Regions from separate parts of the Homo sapiens genome. Here region 2 is linked to region 1. Evidence: chromatin loops called from intact Hi-C (ENCODE). Cell type or tissue: PC-3. All regions are shown on one strand. Each heading gives the region's core, and the rest is flanking DNA. Links, peaks and the distances in the headings are about the cores only.

The links. Peaks named below come from ENCODE experiments on the same cell type or tissue, not always from the same donor. Only the 100,000 strongest peaks of a DNase experiment are listed, where the experiment ranks them.
Region 2: a loop joins it to region 1, with 2.9 times the contacts of the local background. A loop is called at or near these places in 2 of 110 quality-filtered maps.

What each region holds. Positions count from the first base shown.
Region 1 is chr5:103,802,225-103,813,408 of GRCh38, forward strand. The region is part of intron 2 of LOC105379107 (a long non-coding RNA gene); the gene reads left to right. Among named protein-coding and RNA genes, the nearest start is that of NUDT12, 250 kb to the left of the region's middle. In PC-3, for the core only: a CTCF peak has its summit at 6,432 (motif pointing right); DNase peaks (open chromatin) are centred at 2,657 and 6,447.
Region 2 is chr5:103,924,799-103,935,982 of GRCh38, forward strand. LOC105379107 (a long non-coding RNA gene) reads left to right here. Exons shown (of 6, transcript XR_001742831.2): 6 at 8,767-11,184. Among named protein-coding and RNA genes, the nearest start is that of NIHCOLE, 150 kb to the right of the region's middle. In PC-3, for the core only: no CTCF peak of the experiment used is centred there; a DNase peak (open chromatin) is centred at 5,053; H3K27ac peaks cover 630 bases.

The DNA.
Region 1 (11,184 bases), core at 2,167-10,166:
TCAAAGTTTGGTTTTATGAGTTTGTCTTTCATAGTAGAAAGGTTGGGAATCAATGATCCAATATAATTCCCTTATTTTGTAAAGACAAAAACACAGGTCCAAAGAATACAAGTATTTTCCCAAGGTCACCCAACAGGATAAGGGCAGATGCCAACAGAACAAGAAATGATGGACTAGTGAATCCTAAGTGAATTTTTTCCCACAATTACACTGGTGTTAGGTCATCAATGATGTAACTCCTACAACTAAATGACATATTTATCTTCTCTATTCTGAATAGTCCTCACTGCCTGTATTCTTAATTTCTTGATTGGAAATGGGACAAAGAAATAATTTTTATGAACCAAGAGAAAATAAAGATGATGACAGCAAATCCTTATGGTGAAGCAAAATGCAAAGGCTAAAATTATAGGCTAGATTAAGTGCTCTGCTATGGCAGAGATAGTCAACTGTCTGTTTTATGTTCCCTCTTAATAACATGGAGACATCCCTGGGGAGTGAGCAGAGATACCTTTGACACATGGTTGTCTAGCAGAAATTACATTTTACAACCCTGTTTGCATTTAGGTGTGGCTATGTGAGCTACTTCATACAAATAGAATATCAGTGGAAGTAATTATGTGTCATTTCTAAGGCAAGTCTTTTAGAAAATAGATATGCCCTTTCCATATCCTTTCTTCATTCACCAGCTGCTGCAAAGAACTGCAACACCCTAGGGTATAGAGGAGCTACAAGATCCTTGGATCCTGGGTCCTTGAATCACCACATGGAAGAAAGCAGCACTTTTGATAGGAATATTTGCATTGAACTTCTAAGTGAAATAAACTTCTGTCATCACAAACTAATGACATTTGAGGGAGGTATGCTAATGCTAATCCAAATAATATCTGTACTTTTTTCACAATGAATGTGATAAACTGCAGTATCTAAATCAAAGTATATATGCATTATTTTTTACAGAAAGAAAATTCAGTTTGGCATAAGTTTTGCTGTTTGTTTTGAAAAGGCTTCTTGCAGTTATTTGACAAGGTGTTCATATTAATTCGCTCAGTAATGCTAAATACATACATTTACAGAATTCTTCTCAAATAATGTTTTGTAATGGCAAACAAAATTAATTACGTGTCAAGTTATTCAGATTAAAAACAATCATGAGCAGAACATCCTGAAGAGCACATACCTACACACATAAGAAAGCATGAAGTCAAAGAAAGCAACAGTAATCTAATACATACTTTTAATAAGTGTAATATGACTTGGCCATTGATGCTATAAAATTTATAGTAATTCATGTGAATGAATTTCTATATATATAGTGAATGAATTTCTATAGTGAATTTCTATAACCAAGATTTATTTTCATAGTGAAATCAATTTTTGTAGATTTTTTTCTCTGTTTATTACTTCACTAGTGTCTCAAAACTATGCCAAAGTTGACAGTTCCTTTTCATACCATTCACCATTTAATAATCGTATATTCACATCAAGACATGTGCACACATTTTAAAAGATAAAGTCTTGCATCTAGCCACCACCAGCACCCCAGTTCCTTATAGATGTTTTCCTTCAATGTTTTATCTAAGCTCTCATGCCAGACCTTTATTCATGTCCCTCACTCTCTGCCAGTCTTTATTGATTCCCTGACATGCGGCCTTTCATCTCAGGCAACCTTTTTTTGTTTTTGTTGTTCAGCATTGAATATTTCCTTTATTAACTTATTTTTATCTGATTATAAAAATTATAAACATAGAACCACTAGAACACAAGTGAGAATAAACAAGAGTTTTTAAATGATCTGCGATCACAATTCTCAGTACCATATTCACTTTAACACAGATACATTTTTTAAACAAAAGTTGGACCTGCCATTTAATGTCATATTTCTACCTGGCAGCTTTTAGAACAAATATTGGAAAGCTGGCTACATTAAATCCTTACTTTGAAAATTAGGTTTTAGTGCATGTGAAGGAAAGTGAAGTTTAATAAAAAGTTCAGAATAAAATTTTGGGCAATTTTACAGCATATGCAATTCCTAAGAATCCTCAGGTTTTAAAAGATTGAATATTTATTTATAAATAACAACATCTAATAATATATTATTTATAATTTCTTCAAACCCATACTAATACTATTTTTGGAACTGTTATGAATTATTAAGTTGCCTAATACTTTGAGCCTACTCATCTTGAGGACTGAATTCAGTTTTCAGTCGTTTCTAAGCTTATATTAAAGTCTTGGAGCCCAGCACAGTGGCTCATGTCTGTAATCCAAGTACTTTGGGAGGCCAAGGTGGGTGGGTTACCTAAGGTCAGGAGTTCAAGACCAGCCTGGCCAAACTTGGCAAAACCCCATCTCTACTAAAAATACAAAAAAAAAAAAAAATTAGCTGGGCATGGTGGCAGGCACCTGTAATCCCAGCTACTCAGGAGGCTGAAGCATGAGAATTGCTTTAACCCTGGAGGCGGAGGTTGCAGTGAGTCAAGATTGCACCACTGCACTCCAGCATGGGCAACAAGAGCAAAACTCAGTCTCCAAAAAATAAAATAAACAAATAAATAGATAAAGTCTTGGTCGTTAAAAGCCTTGGATGACTAAGGTTTAGAACTGCCTTAAAGAGAGTTCTGAGTCAAGAACCTGTGGGTGGCTTCTGTTGGAGGAATAGTTAAATCACCATGCTAGATCAGGGCTGATAAGCCAGTTTTCTAGGAGGGCAGCTTCCAGATTCCATGGCTATAAATGTAAGCAATTTTGCCAGCTACTTCACTCAGTAATATTGTGCACAGCACAATGTGAGCTATGAGTCTACTTTCTCTCTAGTTCAGTTGCCTCATTCCTCTTACAGTGTGGGCACATCGCAACACTGAGAAGGATCAAAGCAAATATTTTCCATACAACATAACTCTTAAACTTCATCAGTACTCAACTAAGAGACAGTAACTTGACTTGAAAACTGTAGGGGAAAAAACGACCACGAAGGGTTAGTGTTGAATTTACTGAAAACATATGTAATTGAGCAAAATTATTGACATAATAATTTTATGACATATCCAATGTAATGTGGATTCTACATGATTTTCTGCATGTTAACAGACTTCAGAACTAATTTCTGAGTAAGACTCAGGAATTAGGGTCTATTAGAGTTGGAAGAAACATATTATGCTTCATGTTTCTTTCATAGCCTCATAGCTCCTGGTGAGGAGTAATTTCCCCCTGCCTTTCTTTCTTTGCTTTCTTCCTTCCTCCTTCTTTTATTCTTTTTTTTTCTTTTCTAATGGGACGAGCCCCATTGAATTTGCGACAACATGAGATTAAGTGTGTGGGTTTCCCACATGTACTGCACACTTTTTTTGTTTTTGTTTTTGTTTTTTTTTTCCCCATTTCTCTGATACAACTGAATTAAGCTTGCCTTCAGAATCAGTCTGAGAGGTGGCTGGTAAAATTTTTTTTGGCAAAACAAAAAGACCTGCCTGAACTTCATCCCAGAAATCTAACCTATTCCCACTTTGAGCTTTACCTTTTTGTCTTTGAACAATAACTTCACCTTTCCCTGTCTCTAACCGGACATGATTTTTATATTCCACAAACAGAAATTTGAATTAAAATGCACGTCTCAGGAAAAATCAGTTTTTGACTTAGAATCATTTGTGTTGGGAGTCAAAAATTGCTCTAAGCCTTTAACTTTAAAACAAAGAGGAGAGTTTGAAGTATATGTGTTGAGGGTGGGGGCAGTGAGGGATTGGAGGTTTGGAAGTGGGATAAATTCACAACTCAGGAAGATTAGAGACCACAGAAAAAAGCTGGGTGTAAATTTCCTACTTCATCTTTCTGCCCAAAGCCAGCTCTGTTCCTCTTCAGCTATGTGAGTGCAAATAAAAAAGAGAGGCATTGAAAATACGCTACTGACACAATCCGTTTTTCCGTGTTCCTTTTTACAGAATTTGCTTTTGCAACTAGGGAATACGTACCAACATTTTGGAATGATCTTGCTGACAGTTCAAGAAGAATGTAATCAATAGACACAGGGTTGCTAATCAACTCATCTGGTTTTGTTGTTGTTGTTGTTGTTATGGGGTGATGGTGGGGCAATCATATTCCATTTCTATTGACAGAAATCTGATTCAGAAGTAATTATTGGCAGCATCCCTTTTCTGTGCCAAAGAAATGATTTTCTTTCAGTATAAATGCCATAATAAACTTATTTTGTGAGGGAAGAAGAGAGATGAATGAACCTTGGCATTCCCTTGTTTATACTCAGAACATAGCTATTCGTTAATTTTATTATGCTGCAAAGTAAAATGTGCAAGTTTATCTTTTAAAATAACTCAAGAAATGACAACGAATTGCAAAGGATAGCATAAGAATATGGAGGGGCAAAAAGAGAGAATAAAATGTTTTGTTTTCTCCACAGGAAATTAAGCGAAATATATTAAACTTTTCTTTAAAATAAATATTAATGATCAGTAATTCAATTTCCTGTCTGTTTGTGTTTTAAATCCTGCAGCGTTCGTTCTGGTTGCTTTGATGTCCAGTCTGTTTTTGTTATCACTGGGCTAACACAGTGAAAGACAGTGTTGTACTCTGCCCAGGGCTCTAACAAGTCTCTTTGAAACTTTGGAAATAGTTTGCCACTAAAGGACTCAGAAAAATCACTGCCTTTCCTGTTGTTATTTATTATAATCTGTAAGTGGAAAAATTGCTATTCTGAAAGAAAAAGTTAATATATTTAATGCTTTATTCAATTAGACCTATTGTTTTCTGATGGCCCCCAGAATGTTTGGAAACACTCTATAAAATTAACATCTAGGTACAAAAGACTCCCAGTAAATAGTTACAACAACAACAAAAACAAGAAAAAATTAACAAAGCAGCAAAATGAAAACTGATAAATCCTTAAATTTCAGGGGAATGTGTCAGGAAATGTTTCCCATTTCAAATCATAACAGATAGGAAAAATTGCATAGGTGATGTATCATACAAACTGAACTTGAGCACTTTTTCTTTTCTCTAAACGCAGTTCAAAATGGTCTCATCTTTATTATAGTCTTTAAATAATTATTAGGCTTAATTGCCACAGTTCATAGAAATTTTAAAATTAGCAAGTGGTGCTTATCTCTCCGCAGTGCTCAGTGTTAATAAAACATGCTGCTCCATAAACACATTTCACATCATATTTGTCCATGATTATTTCATTGCTTTTCCAAGTACAGATGCCAGCAAACAAAGTGTTGCTGAATTCCTGTAATTACCAGCATTTGCCTCGATTTGGGTCCATGAAGTATGTAGTCAATCTCTATTGTCTTCTGCCTCTGTTTTGAATCTGTCCCCAGTGCAGGAATGTCAAAAACACCATTTAGCAACACAGCCTGCTCAATTTTAAAAAGGGAAAATCACATTCAAGCTACTAATTAAGAAAAGAAGAGAAGTGAGCTGTGAATTAAAAAAAAAAAACTACCTTCTAAAAGGCTTTAACAAGAAACTTGCAACTCTGCTGCATTCAGAAAAAGAATGATCCTTATTTATCAAAGCTAAATTCTAATATAGCAGTTAGAGGTGAGATTTAACTGACTTGTTAATATTTTAAAAACAGCCAAGTAAATGAAAATTCAAGTAATTTCTATTTCTTTTCTATCTTTAAAGGGGAGCTTAATTAACTGATTTTTTTCAGCTATCTAACACTCCTTTGTTAGAAGATTCTTCCATCCACTTAAGATCCTTTTGATATTTTGTTAAATGTGCATTCCTTTGAAAAACTACACTGATGCCCTATCATGCCCAGATATTTGGCAAAATTGTCATAGAGTTGTTTCTTCAATAGAATACTTCTACCAAATAATTTGTCTTAATGATTCTCAGAACATTTAGGATAAATCATGTTGATCACCATTTGATTTTGATCAAAATCATATATTGATCACTAAGCGTAAATAATTTAAAACGGTAAATACCAAACAGTAAGAAAATCCTTCTTCCATGTAATATTACAATATGGAGACTACTTCAGCAATAAGTAAGTGAAAAATACCAGTTGTAGATCTGGAAGTAGAATCCAAGCAGGCTCTATAACCATATGTAGTTTGAGCACAGGAATTATGTCATAGGTTATTCTTTCTAAATTAATTATTTATTACTTTAATGCTATATGTAGATTGATAAAAAATATGAAAAGGTAAGTATGCTCAGCCATACTTTGCTGATTTGGTCTAACAGAGTAAATTATAGCAGGAACAGAGTTCTGTTAAACTATTTGAATACCTTATGCTTCTTTATGTTTCCCATGATACTTTGAAAGTGGTAGTGTAGACAATTGCCCTTACTTCTACTGTCATTCTCCTAGAAATAAGAAATACATTAAAGTCTATCAATAGCTCACCATGTTTACGATCTCACTTTTTCTACCTTAGGACCTAGGCCCAGGGGCACTTACAGAGGCCAGCCACTAGATGCTGCTAGTATTCTTTCCATTGAGTAGTATTCTGCCAAGCAAGCTTTCCATTCCAGGATGTCAAAAGACATTGAAGTTTTTCTCAAATTGGCGCCATTTGACCTTCACCCATAGCTGTAGCTTCGTTGCTATCTACAGTCTATTCCTTACCTTGGGTAGCAGGTATTTAAAGAGGTCTAATTTTTGAGACTTACCATTAAATCATCTTGGAAGATATTTTTCCAGTCCTTATCTGAATTTTATTTTCCTACATGCCTGCATTTCTGTCTTGGACCTCATGCAGTGCCCATGAAGGGCTGGATTCTTGGCAGTCTCCCTTCTCCCTTCTCCTTTTACCTTCAAATTACTAGAATTTTACTTATCAACTTGATTTTGACAACTAGGTCCCTGCTACCTTTTGAGTGTTTGCCCAGCCTTCTAACTGCTGACCCATCTGGATTTTCTATTAGTTAAAATACATGTTCTATGTATATATTCAAAGTTAGGTCAGATAGCAGGGCAATATGGCTTCACTTTGGTGCTCAAATAAATACACGATTTTAACTTACTAGCTGGCTGAAAGAGTATCTCTTTTTTATGGCCACTCTTCACTCTCATCTCTTTCCACCAAGCTGTTTAGTAGAGTAAAATAGATGAAGATAATGTTCTCTGATAGAGGGAATTGTTCTTTGTCCAAGATTTTGGAAATAGTCTCTCTTTTCTATGATAATATTAAAATTTTGAGTCTTATTTGAATGAATTTTGTTGCCTAAAAAATTACAACTTTAACAGGTACTTATAATGAGATATTTTCTAAAATAGTAACATATTTGAGATTATTTTGGTAAATAATATATTTTTATTTCAAATCTCAGAAAGATATTGAACTAAAACTTCAGGCCGGGCGCGGTGGCTCACATCTGTAATCTCAGCACTTCAGGAGGCCAAGGCGTGCAGATCACGAGGTCGGGAGATCGAGACCATCCTGGCTAACACGCTGAAACCCCTTTTCTACTAAAAATACAAAAAAAATTAGCTGGGCGTGGTGGCATGTGCCTGTAGTCCCAGCTACTCAGGAGGCTGAGGCAGGAGGATGGCGTGAACCCCGGAGGCGGAGCTTGCAGTGAGCCGAGATCGTGCCACTGCACTCCAGCCTGGGCGACAGAGAGAGACTCAGAATTAAAAAAAAAAAAAAAAAAAAAAGGCATGTTTTATATAATTGGATAAGTAGTAAATGGGTTAGTAAATTTCTGACTTTTAAAATCAACTAAATACTGAACATTTCAATTCCAATATATATGTTAACATAAAAATCACATTTGAATTGAAAGCTAAATGCCAAGATAGTTGCCAAGCCCTGAAACAAGTTTTGTATTTTTTAACTTGTTCAGGAAAAGGTATTGGTCTTACAACTCCATGCTTGCAGATGTAGGGATTGGTTGCAAGTAATAATAATAATATAAAATTCCCAGTATAAGCATACTAGGAAGACCTGACCAGAGATGTCCTAATAAACCAGTAAATATATGTATACCACTATGACTAGTATATAAAGCAAAACTCTGAAAGATACTCTGCTGCAGGAAAAATTGGAAATGTTTATGCTTTTTATGGGTTTGGGTTTTTAGCTTTAAAAATTGATACTTGTTTAGTAACATAATATCTAAGGGTAAATCACATCCTGATACCCATGTTTCTACTTGAATAACAGAATTTACATTTATATTTATCCTCCAAATCATATAGCTCAGGTTTACACTCCCAACAAGGCTCCTTCTCCATAAGACTTTGTATACATTTAATAATACTTCTTCAAAAATAAAGCAGATGTATTTACTCTAGCTCCTGTAGTTCTAATTTTGTTGAACTAAGCATGTAGTTCTAAGCATGAGATGGCTTAATGACATTGGTCTTTTTTGTGTGTGTGTGACAGAGTCTCGCTCTGTTGACAGGCTGTAGTGCAGTGGTGCTATCTCGGCTCACCTCCACCTCCTGGGTTCAAGAGATTCTCCTGCCTCAGCCTCCCAAGTAGCTGGGACTACAGGTGTGCACCACCATGCCCAGCTAATTTTTTTATTTTTTTAGTAGAGATGGAGTTTCACCATGTTGGCCAGGATGGTCTTGATCTCTTGACCTCGTGATCCAGCCGCCTCAGCCTCCCAAAGTGCTGGGATTACAGGTGTGAGCCACTGTGCCCAGCCACATTGGTCTTATTTTATCAACCCTACTCAGACATAGAAATCATTTAGATAACGATGATTAAGCTTCCTAGCAATTCATTTTATTTTCTTTTTTAGGGGGGAGGGTAGTTTGTTGGAAGCAAAACAGTAAAGAACACATGAAGTGATAGAATTTGATAAATTTTAGAACATTTATAGAAGATATAAGTATAGCAGAAGTAATACATTAAAGTTGTAATAGTAATTTCGTTGGATGAAGACAAGCATACAATCTTACTGCTTTTATTTTTTATTTATATTTTTTATCTAGATTGTCTGATAGCTTAAGTTTATATTCTAGTGGGGTAACTAAGTTGCTCCATGTGCATTAGTACAATGACAATCATAGCTAAAATTTGCATGTAGTGTTGACTATAAGCTGGGCACTGTTTTAAGTGCTTTCACATATATTAACATTTTTCACCTTCAAAACAACTTATATGGGACATGGAAATTTTTTCATATAAGGAAATGAGGTTGCAGAAAAGTTAGGTAACTTGTGTAAGGTCACCATAAAGTAATGCTTAGAAATCTGATTTGAACTTAAGCAGTGTGATTTCAGAGTTCAATTTTTAAACATGCTGCAGCATCTGGTTTTATGTATAGCCCTAGGTATAGATTCACCTCTTTGTCACATTTTATGTGTATGTATGTGTGTGTGCATATGATATATTTTTTCTTAAAAGCATTTACTCACTCTAAAAATTTAAAAGCATTATCCAGGTGTGGTGCCACACTTGTAGTCCCAGCTATTCAGGAGGCAGAGGCAGGAGGATTGCTTGAGCCCAGGAGTTCAAGACTGCAGTGAGCTATGATTGCCCCACTGCACTACAGCCTGGGAGACACAGCAAGACCCCGTCTCAAAAATAAATAAATAAATAAACAAATAATAAATAAAAGCATTAAAGTCACCTCTAAACTGGAGAGCTATTATGATTTTTTACCTGAGAAAGGAAAACTCTAAAGGAAGATACATTTCTTAATCCAGGCCTTGTCAACATCCAAGTTGGATTCGGGAACATATTTAAGGTTCCCAGTCCTATTCATCACATGGCACATCCCTCTCTAGAAATTAAACACCACATACTCTAAATCTGTCAAATCTAAATATAAATCTATAGCTGTGTGGCTCAAATCCTCTAGAAAAGTAATGTTTATGGGATAGAGAAAACAAAGTTGTGTCATTTTGTTTTAAAAATAGGAATTACACTATTTTAAATACAGCATAAGCTATAATATCAAAATTTTGAAGGAATATAACAAAAATAACTCAAGCCAATTTCCTAAATTCTCTGTAGTACTTCAGTATCAGTCTTTCAGGTACAATTTTTCATGGGAAGAAAATGTCTTTCATTGTTCCAATGTGCAGTTATGAGCCTAAAATCAAATACCACACCCCAATATGAATTTCCTTTCAAACTAACCCAGAGCACTTAGTTTTGTTGATGTAAACACCATAAGTGAATATTTAATACCATAGTGTTTTAGTTTTCTTCACTTGAAATTCACATTCCATTTTTTTTTCTTTTACACTATGTCAGAATGTGGTGCCTTCAGCAATGACGAGAAAAACGTGGCAAAGAGCTAAATTACATTGTCTACTACTTTTTTTTGTCTGTCTGATCATTCAGGTTAATGAAGATCCCTTTGGGTTATCAGAGGACTCCTAACAATAATGTTCAGCAATTTTTTTTTTTTTTTTTTGAGACGGAGTCTCATTCTGTCGCCCAGGCTGGAGAGTGGCGTGATCTCAGCTCACTACAACCTCTGCCTCCTGGGGTCAAGCGATTCTCCTTCCTCAGCCTCCCGTGTAGCTGGGAATACAGGCACACACCACCATGCCCAGCTAATTTTTGTATTCTTAGTAGAGACGGGGTTTCACCATGCTGGCCAGGCTGGTCTCAAACTCCTGACCTCAGGTGATCCACCCGCCTTGGCCTCCCAAAATGCTGGGATTACAGGCATCAGCCACCGTGCCCAGACAAAGTTCAGCAATTTTATAAATTCAACAGAATCAGTGTCAAACCATGATTATAAAACGGTGCTCTTTCTTTCTTGCTTGCTTGTTTTCTCTTATTCTTTCTTTCTTTTTACCCTTCAAGTCATTTTATTCTCTGTTTATGGAAAATGACTTCTGGCATGATGGGATAGACTACTGGGTATTGACATCTTTGAACAAAACACCTACTTTGAGGTTGCAGTGAGCCGAGGTCACTGCATTGCACTCCAGCCTGGGCAACAGAGCAAAACTCTGTCTCAAAAAAAAAAAATCTACTTTAAGATAGAAGGACATCCAGCTAAGACAAAAGCAACAATGAAGAAAAAAATGAGAAAAGAGGTTAAGTCACCTGCCTGTGTGTGTATTTAGGGATATTTCAAGATGCCTTTAAAAAATTCAGTAATTAGGAATAGATCAAAATAAATCACACACACATAATATGTGATGAATGAATATTTGCACTAAGCAGCAGCAAACGCAGTGCTCCTAGAGAACTGCAGATGGGTTCCTCAATTATGATGCGGGATTTATTGATAGTGCAGTAG
Region 2 (11,184 bases), core at 1,508-9,507, 120 kb after region 1:
CCTTGACACTACCCATGTTTATAAATAGTCCCTTTGATACCTCTCATCAGTTACCCCTTTTGATGTAATATCTTTTTTTTCTGCTATGAATTTGACTGATACAAAAGCAGTTTAAATTTAACAAATGGTTACAATTTTGAGTGACTGATCCAAGCAATTATGCATCTCCAGTGTATTTGGCTCATTCTTGTGATGTTGTTTTCTATAACTTGTGGATGCAATTGCTGCTATTTAATTGTAACTCACTAACTTTTATTTTACCACTGTGCTCTTCATTTCCTGATTTGAAACATCTTCCTTCCCTACCTAAATAGTCTTCCAGCTTTGATAATGTATGTTCCTAGATTAGAATACAGTAGTGTGTAGATAGTAATCTTTTTTATGCATTGAATATATGTAACTATTTTTAGGAGACTTGAGAACAAACAAGAGTGTGAGAAAAGTCAGTTAGTTCTATGATAGATTTTGTAACTCTGAGAAAGACTTTTAACATCTCTAGATTTTAATTTCTCCTTATGTGAATTGAGGGAACTGGTCCAAAAAAGTGTTTTGTCCCATGACCACAATTTATCCTTTTATTAATCCTTATCTGTATGAGGATTAATACAGAGACTCAGAATATGAGGATTAACTCAGAGACTGCTTATAGTGTGTTAATCTAGAGTAACTTAGTGGAGAATGGGGCTAGAAGTGTCAATTTTGCTCCTAAATTATCTTTCTTGATTCTAGTCATCCTTTGGAAGACTTATGGATAATGGTCTTTAGGTAGGGTGTGAACTTCCTTGAAACTAGGTTAAAAAAACTATGCCCCTGCATCTTCTTCTGGGGCAACTGTCCACAGATTTCTAGATTCTCAAAGGACTAATGACTCTCCTTCTCACAAAAGAATAAGGACCACTCTCTTTTGTCCTTTCCTCACCCCTGAGGTGTTAGAAGACATGGGGTGTTAGAGTTCCAGACTGCCAGATACATAATTTGAATATATTTAAATGCTTCCATAAAGGCATTTATCATGTACCATGAGCCATTTTCTTTTCATAGATTTTCAAATTTCTTTAGTATCTACTGATGGATTTTCAGATGAAAAGATCAACCCTTGACTCAGAGAAATGAGAAAGAGGTTTTTTGTCTATGTGACTTACTTTATAACTATAAACAGCAGGTACATTCAAGGACTCTGCTAGGATAAAGAGAAGAAACTGATTTCTCTCACAGAGAAAATCAGATTAGGAGACTTTATTTTAAAATGAAGTGTCTGCGTTCTGTTTCTCAGAGTGCTTTTCGTTCTCAGAAACACTGACTTATCTTACGGAATTCTCATTGAAGCTTCTGTCTTTATCACACTGCCCTATCAAGTCTTTGGTTTTTCTAGCATTGATTTTTTTTTTCTCCTGTTTTCTTTCTCTTTACAAGAGGCATCAGGACACATCTACATGATAGCAAGTGAAATAACACATCCGTATTTTCATACAGGCTCAAATTCTAGAGGAGGTAGAAAATTGCTTTGCCTATGGGTGATGTTTGTGTTTCCAAGATATTCCTCTCTCTCTTCTATATGTGTGAGCATCCTCAATATTCCTGCAAAAACAGATTAGCTATTTTAATCAATGATTGTGTTTCTGTCTACCTGCCTATCTACCTACCTTTCATTTTTCTGTCTACTTGTTCATTGTCTATTTATCAACATACATACATAGAATTTTGAAACAGTTTTAAGTACTTCACAAGAATTAACTCATACTTTGCGAAATCCTCCAAACCAGTGATTCTCAAAGTTTTCAGTCTCGGAATTCTTTTATACTCATGAAACTACTGAAGAAACAAACACCTTCTGTTTATGTAGGCTTTTTTATTATTTGTGTTTCACATTAGAAAATTAAGACAATTTAAACTATTTATTTACTAATTTTTTAACAACCATAATGATGAATCCATTACATGCTAACCTAAATAACATTTTTAATAAAAAATAAAATATTTCCAACATAAAAACAATGTCATGAAAAGAGTTACACTGTTTAAAATTTTTCAGATCTTTGTAATGCTTGGTTTACAAGGGAAAACCAAGGAAATGGTTTACATAGGGAAAACAACTAGACTTCCCTATCTTTCTTTGCATTCAATCTGTTGTAATTTTGAAGTTTTCAGAAAGCATATGAAGAGTTCCAGCTTCGTTTAGATATCTAGTTAGAAAATGAAGGATAATTTCAATAAACTAAAGGTTATTTGCAATGTTGAGTCTGAAATCATGTCAATAAATTTTTCATAGTCGGTTACATTTGAATCCATTGGAACATTTTGCACACTGAATGAATATTTTTACCCATGTGCAATTTTGGAACATCATGCATTATTTGGAAAATGTCGGTTTACTGAGATATGCATGTCTTGGCAGGGTTTGGACATGTCATTATACAACATAAAAGATCAAGATATAATAAAATTAATATTTTTACTATTTAGTGATTCACCAATAACATCCTTAAAGGAAAATGGCTTTTTTTTTAACTGCAAATGGATTATGAGAGGAATACAATGATAATAATACATTTTAGGGTTACTACCTTGGTTTGTGAGAGTCAAGGGCAAATAATGTCTAAACATTATTATGGAAGTAGTTTTGACTTCACAAAGCTCCCGAAAATACCTCTGGGATCCCCACATGTCCACAGGGCACACTTTGATAAGCACTGCTCAAAATAGTCCTTGAGTAGGTTGGCATCATTATCCTCATTTTATAAATGGGGAAACTGATGAAGAGAGTTTATGTGGCTTTCTCTAGGGTACCCAGCCAGTAAATGAAGTAAGAGGGATTCATTTACCAAATCCATGCCCTTAAGCCCCATTTTGATAAATAAATAAATAACATTATTTCAGTCTTCACTTTACTTGACCTATGTCAGTTCTCATCATTGCTGTTTCCCCTCTCAGCTACTCTGTTACCTTTGCTTCCAAAACATCATCCTGTGCTAGTTTTCCTATACCTCATAAGCAACTGTTTTTTAGTCTTTTGCAGTGGCATTCTCCTATACTCATCCATTCTAAAAGCTGGAGTACCTTAAGGCTTCATTATTTTTTCTCCTCTCTTCTTCTATTTGAACTCTCTCTAGGCAGTATCCATGAGCATGGCTTCAATTACCATTGATATGCAAATGACTCACTGATTTCTATCTCTTGCTCTGACTTCTCATCTGCAAAATACTTTATTTTTAACTCATTTTACATGATTTCTTCTCGCAAAGACATCCTAAACTCTAAAATTGGAAGGGGCATCCTCCTCCTATGCCTAAACCTAGCCTAAAGCTGGTTCTTTTAGGTTTCTTATTTAATAAATGTGATTACTATCTACCCAGTTATAAGACAGAATCTCAGGAGTTACTCATGTTACGTTTTTCTCCCTCAACACCATTCCTCACTGCCTTAAATGCCCTCATCCTAGAATAAACGGCCGTCGTGTTTTTTACCTCCTATCCATTCTCCACAGTGCAGCCAGAGTATCATGCAAGTTCAAACCTGTTTTATTTCTGCTAAAACTTTTTAGGGGCACTCCTTTGCCTTTAGGATAAACACGAAACTTCAAGGTGGTCTATAATGAGGGCAACTATATGTCCCCAAGTTACTTGGTACCTTCCCCAGCTGTGCCTGTTGTTATTAGGAAGAACCTGTTTCATTTTCAAATGTGCCTTGGTTTGGATGATGAACCTACATGGCCACACTATGCGAATAATCTGATCTCTGATATCATAATGTACAAAGGTCTCCCCTACTCTACGCTTCACCAGAAATGCTTTTTTAAAGTCTGTGAGTTACACACATTTTTATTTATTTACCTCTTAATTTTTCAGATTTCAGCTCAGTCTTCCCATTTTAGGATAGTCTTCCACATTCTCCCTGTTTCAGTCTGATAGCTTCATAGAAACTCTCATAGCTCTTGTCTCCTTTGTAGTGGGGGGATTGTGATAAATTTCCATATCCCATCTTAGAGTAGAAGCTTTCTGAGGGCAATGAATGTGTCTTTTTAGCTCACTGTTGTATCCTCCAGTATCTTTCAATATTTAGACAAAGTGAGTATTCCGTGATTTTTTGAAGGAATAAATTCACAATGCTTGAGATATTGTTAGTAATTCATATTTTTTCCAACCTTTGTGGAAAAAGTTAAGTTTTAGTTATTTGGAACGTTCTTTTAAAGTGCAAATGTAAATAGCTTTAAGCAACGTTAAGATCTCCTTTTTCTGAGGTGATTCATCAGTTAATTCCTTCTCTCTATAGGAAGAGACCAGGGGATAAAACTGGATTGAGAATAAAGGAAAGAATAGGGTAGTGGTAGAAGTTAAAGTGTGTGTGTGTGTGTGTGTGTGTGTGTGTGTGTGTGTGTGTATGTGTATGTGGCAGAAAGGAGGAGATTTTCTTTCTCTATTTGACTCCTGCCATGTAGTTCTGTTGGGTAAACTGTCAAGTAAAATGCAGACACTTGCACTGGAGAAAAATACTTTGATATAGGCAAGCCAATGGGACTTGTTTTTCTATTTTTCCCTGGTGAGGTGTTTTATTGTTGGCTCACCAGTCTCTCCAGCACCTGCAACAATTGCTGTCCCTCTCTGAAGAAGAGGCAAGGGAGAATAGTGCAGGATATGGAAGGTATAGAGGTAGTCTGAGAGGTCACTGTAGCTTTGTTTAGTGAGCACATGGAGGACAGAGCCTTTGCCCCTAAGTCTTCAGGATTTTCCAGAAGTTCCATATTGATATAATACTCTGAGTCACAGGTAATCTAACAATGACCTCTGCTATAAATGCCTTGAAGAAAGCTTCCTTAAAAGGGGTCATTCTAGGATGATGCTCAATTTGATAAATGTTCTCACGTATTTTAGCCCATTGTTTGTCAGGGGATCTGAAAGTATAAACTCTGGTTCTAGTGGCAGGGACGTTTTTAGCTAAAATTATGAAAACACCAAGTGACCTTTGATCTACTTAGAGAGCTGGAGACACTTCACATTACTTTGCTGACCCAGGAAGTGGCAAATGACTACTATAATTACATGATTCAAAGCTCCTCCTCAGCCTCTGCTTTCACCTTGAAGGCAGATGATGTAATAACCACATGCCAAAGCATCTGAGAATATATTGAAGGCCTATGGTATTTAATTTATTTAGTCTCAAGACAAGATTTGTAATCTATTCCCTTGAAAGATACCTGACACATTTGAAACACAGTTTTGTGTTGTGCATTTTCTGTGACTTAATGGTAGTTTTGTTTAGCAGTTTGAAAAATCTTTCCAATGACTAATATTCAGTCATTAATACAATAACTGACAATATTAGACCATTTTATAAAATAAATAAAAAATAAAACTTGTTCATATCAGTCACCAAAATTTTCTTTCCTCATGGTTTTCTTCAACTTTACTTTTGTGATTGTTTTACTATAATTTTGCATATTTAATTTAGTCATTAGTGTCAATATCTAGAGAAGGAAAACTTTCATTTCTGTAGTCTCGTTGTTAAGTGTAGCAATGAGGATTATTCCTTCAAATCTACAAAACTAGTCAAAGAAATCAATTTCAATTAACAGATTTCATTATAAATTCATTAACTTCCTCTGTACTTTTGAGAAAAATTTTAAACTTTGCTTTACTTTATAGCTTTTGTTTCATAACCCAAGTTGTTAAAGGAAATCTACTATTAGGATAAAGGACCATAAATACACAAAATAATGTTGTAAACATAATAACTCAAACTTGATTGTTTTGAAACTTGCAACTCAAATTTTATAAATGTAATATTTCTTTACTCACAATGTAAATTAAATGCCATGTAAGAACATTTTCCACAGTGAGTAATTCTCATCTTGAAGTTTAAATTGTATTTATACATGTTAGCTCATATACTTTAAAATAGATGCCCTATTAACAATTTTTTTTTTTTTTTTGAGACAGAGTCTCGCTCTTTGCCCAGGCTGGAGTGCAGTGGCGCAATCTCGGCTCACTGCAACCTCTGCCTCCCGGGTTCAAGCAACTCTCTTGCTTCAGCCTCCTGAGTGGCTGGGACTACAGGCGCCCACCACCATGCCTGGCTAATTTTTGTATTTTTAGTAGAGACGGGTCTTCACCATGTCGGCCAGGCTGGTCTTGAACTCCTGACCTCAGGTGATCCACCTGCCTCGGCCTCCCAAAATGCTGGGATTACAGGCATGAGCCACCGCGCCCGGCCACAGACTCCATTTTATAGGTAAGATTTGATTAAGTGGTTTTAGAGGTTTCAGTTTAAATGATTTTCTTGTATGCTGCCATTAGAAAAGGAACAGAACAAAGAAAGTGCACAATAAATATGTGTTGAATGAAGTAATGAACCTTTAGGATAATTGTTCTCCATTAAGTCTATGTTGAATAAAAATAAAATAAAATAAAATAAAATGGAGTTTGTATCCTCACCACAGTACATTCTCATTGGTGTTGGGATAGTAAAATCTTAATTTTCAGAGTTATGGAGTTGAAAGGCTACCACCACAAAATGTGCATGATGACATTTACCCAGCCTCAGTGACACGACACTTTCGAATGAGAGCTCCAAGTTTCTCGAGTGAGGCCCACCTGCAAGTCATTATAGACCATAATGTGGTTCTCAGAGCCTGACCATATTATTTATAGAGCTTGACCTGACTGTCAGGAAATAATGACAGCATTTTATACTTCTGCTGTGCCCTACTTCTCAGTGTTCCTTACCAACATCAATAAATTCTTATATCACTTCTGTGGGGTATTAGATGATAAATATTATGACATCGAGTTTTACAGATGGGGAAGTAGAAAATGAAGCACAGATGTTCAATAATTTTCTCCAATTTCCAGTCACTATGTAGGACTTTTCCATAAGCCATTTAAATAATATCAAGGATAAAGACTGATGTATAGGGAAGTAGAAATGGGTGGAGGGGAGCGGGGCACATTTGAGTCCATTGAATATGGACAAGCTACTGTGGGAGTAGTTAAGCTAGAAGGTGATTGAAAAAAAGGTGGTGGGATTAAGTTACTGTGATTTATTTGTAGCTTCTTCCCTACTAACTGCCAAAAATGATTTGAAATTGGAGAATTTAGTATATCTATTTTCCCCTTCAGTATCCCTTCTGGAAAAAAGAATGATAACAGATTCCAGTAATAAAATTGTGTATATTCCTAATGAGGTATTATTGCTTAGTTGGACTGATTATACTCTCTGGTAATGAGTTTGAGGATAGACTAAAAATGAGTTGGTTGGGAATTCATATTTTTTGATATATTTAGCACTAGTATTATCTTATTTTTTTTCTCTCCCTTAATCTTTATCAACATCTGCTCATACTGGTCACTTCATCATTCACCAAACAATATATATTTAAAGAGAATGTACTTCATATACATGTATTATATATGTTCTAATATGTCTCTCTCTATATATTTTGTACTATACACATTGTACAATGTATTATATACAGGTGGCTGTCCATATCCATGGGTTCTGTATCCATAGATGCAGAATTCTTGAATACAGAGGGTTGACTGGGAGATCTGACATCTGCAGGTTTTGGTATCCGTGGAAGGTTCTGCAACCAATCTCTGGTGGATGTGAGAGGTGATTGTACTTAAGGTAAAAGTCAATGGAGAAGGCCACTATTGGAATATGGCCAACTCAAGGTGACCCTGCAAAGAGGAAGTTTGGAAAATAAAAACCCTTTCCATGACTAAACCCTACTGGAAGCCAGAAAGTCAACTGCTGTGATCACACAGATGAGACTTCTGGCTTGGAAACAGAGGAAAAGTGTGAACAGCAAACTGGGAGGGACAAATAAAAAATATCTAACTTTTCCTTCCTACCACAAATTTGAATTATGCCCCAATCTATTCTCATCCTGACCTGAGGTCTCTTTATTCCAATTGTCTTCAATCAAATTCTGACTTTGTTGCAGATGCCAGCAGAAGTTATCCAAATGAAATGGAAATAAATTGATTACAAATAATATTCAAATAAAAAATAAATAACTTGTGATACCTGCTGAAAAATTTAGTGACTGACATATATCTTAAATATGTGTCTCCTTTAATTTGGTCTTTCTGTTAATAATGTGGTAAACTAAAGGCTAAAGGTAGTCCAGCCTATGAATCAGGAGTAACATAGGCATGAGTTTTTCTTGTGTTTGCATATACACTTAAAAGTTGGTTACTTACAAGATATAACTTTAAATCTCATAAAAATTATTGTTACACAACTTTGAACTGTGTTTTTTCTTGTGTAAAAGTGAAAAAGTAGTGAACTAGGCAAAACAGAATGTAGTAAAAGATACTCTCACCTGGCCATCAATATGGAAACATTTAATTTAAAATAGTTTCCAGAAACATCAAGAGAAGATGCATATTAGTGTGTTAATTATTCTCATTCTCCATAGCAGGAACTATGCTTTATTCATCCTTGTACTCCTGAAAGCCAAGCTGGCCAGTAGAAGGTTTATAGAAAATGTCTTATAAATATGTTTGTTTTATTGTACAACTTTTGTCTTGTTTATATAAAATGTATATATAGATAAGTGATTTTTTCTATTAGTCATAAATATTGATTTCACATGTAGATGGTGTGAAATGCAGATGTGGATCCACATTTGACCAAACTTGTTCATCACAGAGTTATCACAATCTCTGGGTCTAATCTAAGAAATATACTGTTTTCTTATACCAAGTCAAGACTCTATGACCTGCTCCTCTACCTATTTTCACCATTCTCATCTCTTCCTATTTACAGCTTCAAGAAAGGCCTCCTCTGCTAAAAATGCTCTCTGATTAGCCATTCACTGCTTCCTGAACTATGAAGACATCTTCTAGGAATACTCAGGATCTTCTGCTATGTGGCTTTAATTTATTTTAAGATTAATTCCTCATTACCTTCTTACACAAAGCCACCATTAGCATATCAAGCACAGCTGTACAAATTTTTAAAAGGCCAAAAGATGTATCTGCCAATTCTAGGAGGATATAAACCTGAAGGCACAAATCTGGGCTGGAGCACATGGTTTCCCTTGTGAGAAGAAAAAGTCTCCTTCCTCTGAATGGACACACCTTGCACACCAGGGCACAAGGTTTGTCTAGAAGAGCACAGCTGAACATCATAAAGTGCAGAACCACACACCTGGCATCCTTGTCCCTACACAAGGTATGTTGCTGTTAAAGTATAATTTGTTACTCTCCAAAGCACACTCACAATTCCCTACTTGGGTCCCTTGTTGCATGTTACTGCTCCTCATTTATGCATTTGGATGCTTTCTTATATTTTTCCTCAACCTCTACCACATTCAGTTAGGCACTCAGCCTATATTTCATGTATACCTATGTAGCAGGTCTTATGACCAGAGTTGGGGATGCACAGAAATTGCAGATTTCTTATTCATGACATTACTTCTCATCCCCACAACTCAATATGATAATTCCTTTCCCTAACCACCCCACTTCCCAATGCACATAGTATTTTGTCTGTACTTTCCTTTGGGAATTTACATTTTCTACTCTTTCTAGTACTGTGCAAACATATGTTTTCTTTGCCATTAAACTTAATGGCATGGACTTAAAAATCTTGATATCTAGAACAGTGCCTAGCCCTGTAACTTGAGGATATAAATTAAACTTAATTGAATTATTCATTACCTTCCTTGTAACTTTAACTGTCGCATTATGACTGTAACTCAATCCGTGTATTATATGTCAGCAAAGTTGAGCGCCTTTTCCGTGCAGTTACACTTTGAGTTACTTAAGGATTACATCCTTTTGCTAGAGTCCTCAAACAGCATTTAGTGGCATCTTTCAGACATGTGGCGCTTGCAGAGCTCGAGAAAAGATGGCAGAATTATATGTCTTTTCCTTTTTCTTCTTTTTGGCAGCTCTTTACCTAATGATGTAGACTATATTTGATACACTGTAGTTTTCTTATTCTGCTAAATTCCTCATCAACACATGACCTCGATAGATATTGCTGTCAACATCTTCAATTTCTTCTTTCTATTTATCTTGACAAATCCCTGGGTGCAGTATTAATTTTATCTACCTTAGCATGGAGGTGATTATTTTAGCTCATTTTAATGCTCCTTCTATGTAGTTGCCCATTAGTGATCGCAAGAAGTTGATTCTACAACCACTACTCCCCTCCTGCCTCACTGCAGATACCAAAACTTTCAGTTCCTTGTATAAAATGGTATTTGCGTATAATCTACACACATCTTCCCATATACTTTAAGCCTTCTCTAGATTATTTAAAATACCCATTATGATGTAAATGCTATGTAAGTAGTTATACTCTACTTTTTATATACATATTTTTATTGTGGCATTGTTATTTTTATTGGGTTATTAAAAATATTTTCTGGCCTGGTGTGGTGGCTCACACCTGTAATCCCAGCACTGTGGGAGGCCGAGGTGGGCGGACCACGAGGGCAGGAGGGCTAGACCATCCTGGCTAACAAGATGAAACCCTGTTTCTACTAAAAATACGAAAAACTAGCCAGTCATGGTGACATGCACCTGTAGTCCCACCTACTCAGGAGGCTGAGGCAGGAGAATCGCTTGAACCTGGGAGGCAGAGGTTGCAGTGAGCTGAGATTGCACCACTGCACTCCAGCCTGGACAACAAAAGCGAGACTCCATCTCAAAGAAAAAAAATGCATATATATATATATGTATTCTATCCACAGTTGGTTGAAACTGCAGATGAGGAACATGCAGATACAGAGAGCTGACTGTATTCTGGTCATCATTTCTTCTTTTTTGTTCCTTTGGGCCTACCAAGGGTGATTACAATTCTGCTTTTACTAGGCCTGGGTTATCTCAGTCTCTTTGTAGTGTGATGCAACTTTTATAAATAATCTCTTTTTTAAACCCTCTTCAAATTATGGTAATGTAAGAATGACATTTATTTTCTGGAGGGGAGACTGCATGATTAAAAAGACAAAAATAGAATTGAAGGTTTTAACTATATGTGCAGTCTTAAGTGGAAATGACATACGGACACTGCCTAGAGGGCAGTTATTCAGACATTAAGTTTAAGATCACTCAGCCAGACTGAGGAACAAAACTGTGGAGAACAGACATTAAAGATTAGAAAAAATAGCGGGTCTAAAGTTCTATGAAAGCACCAGAATATAAGAATGAAAAGATTATGTCAAAGCATGCAGCA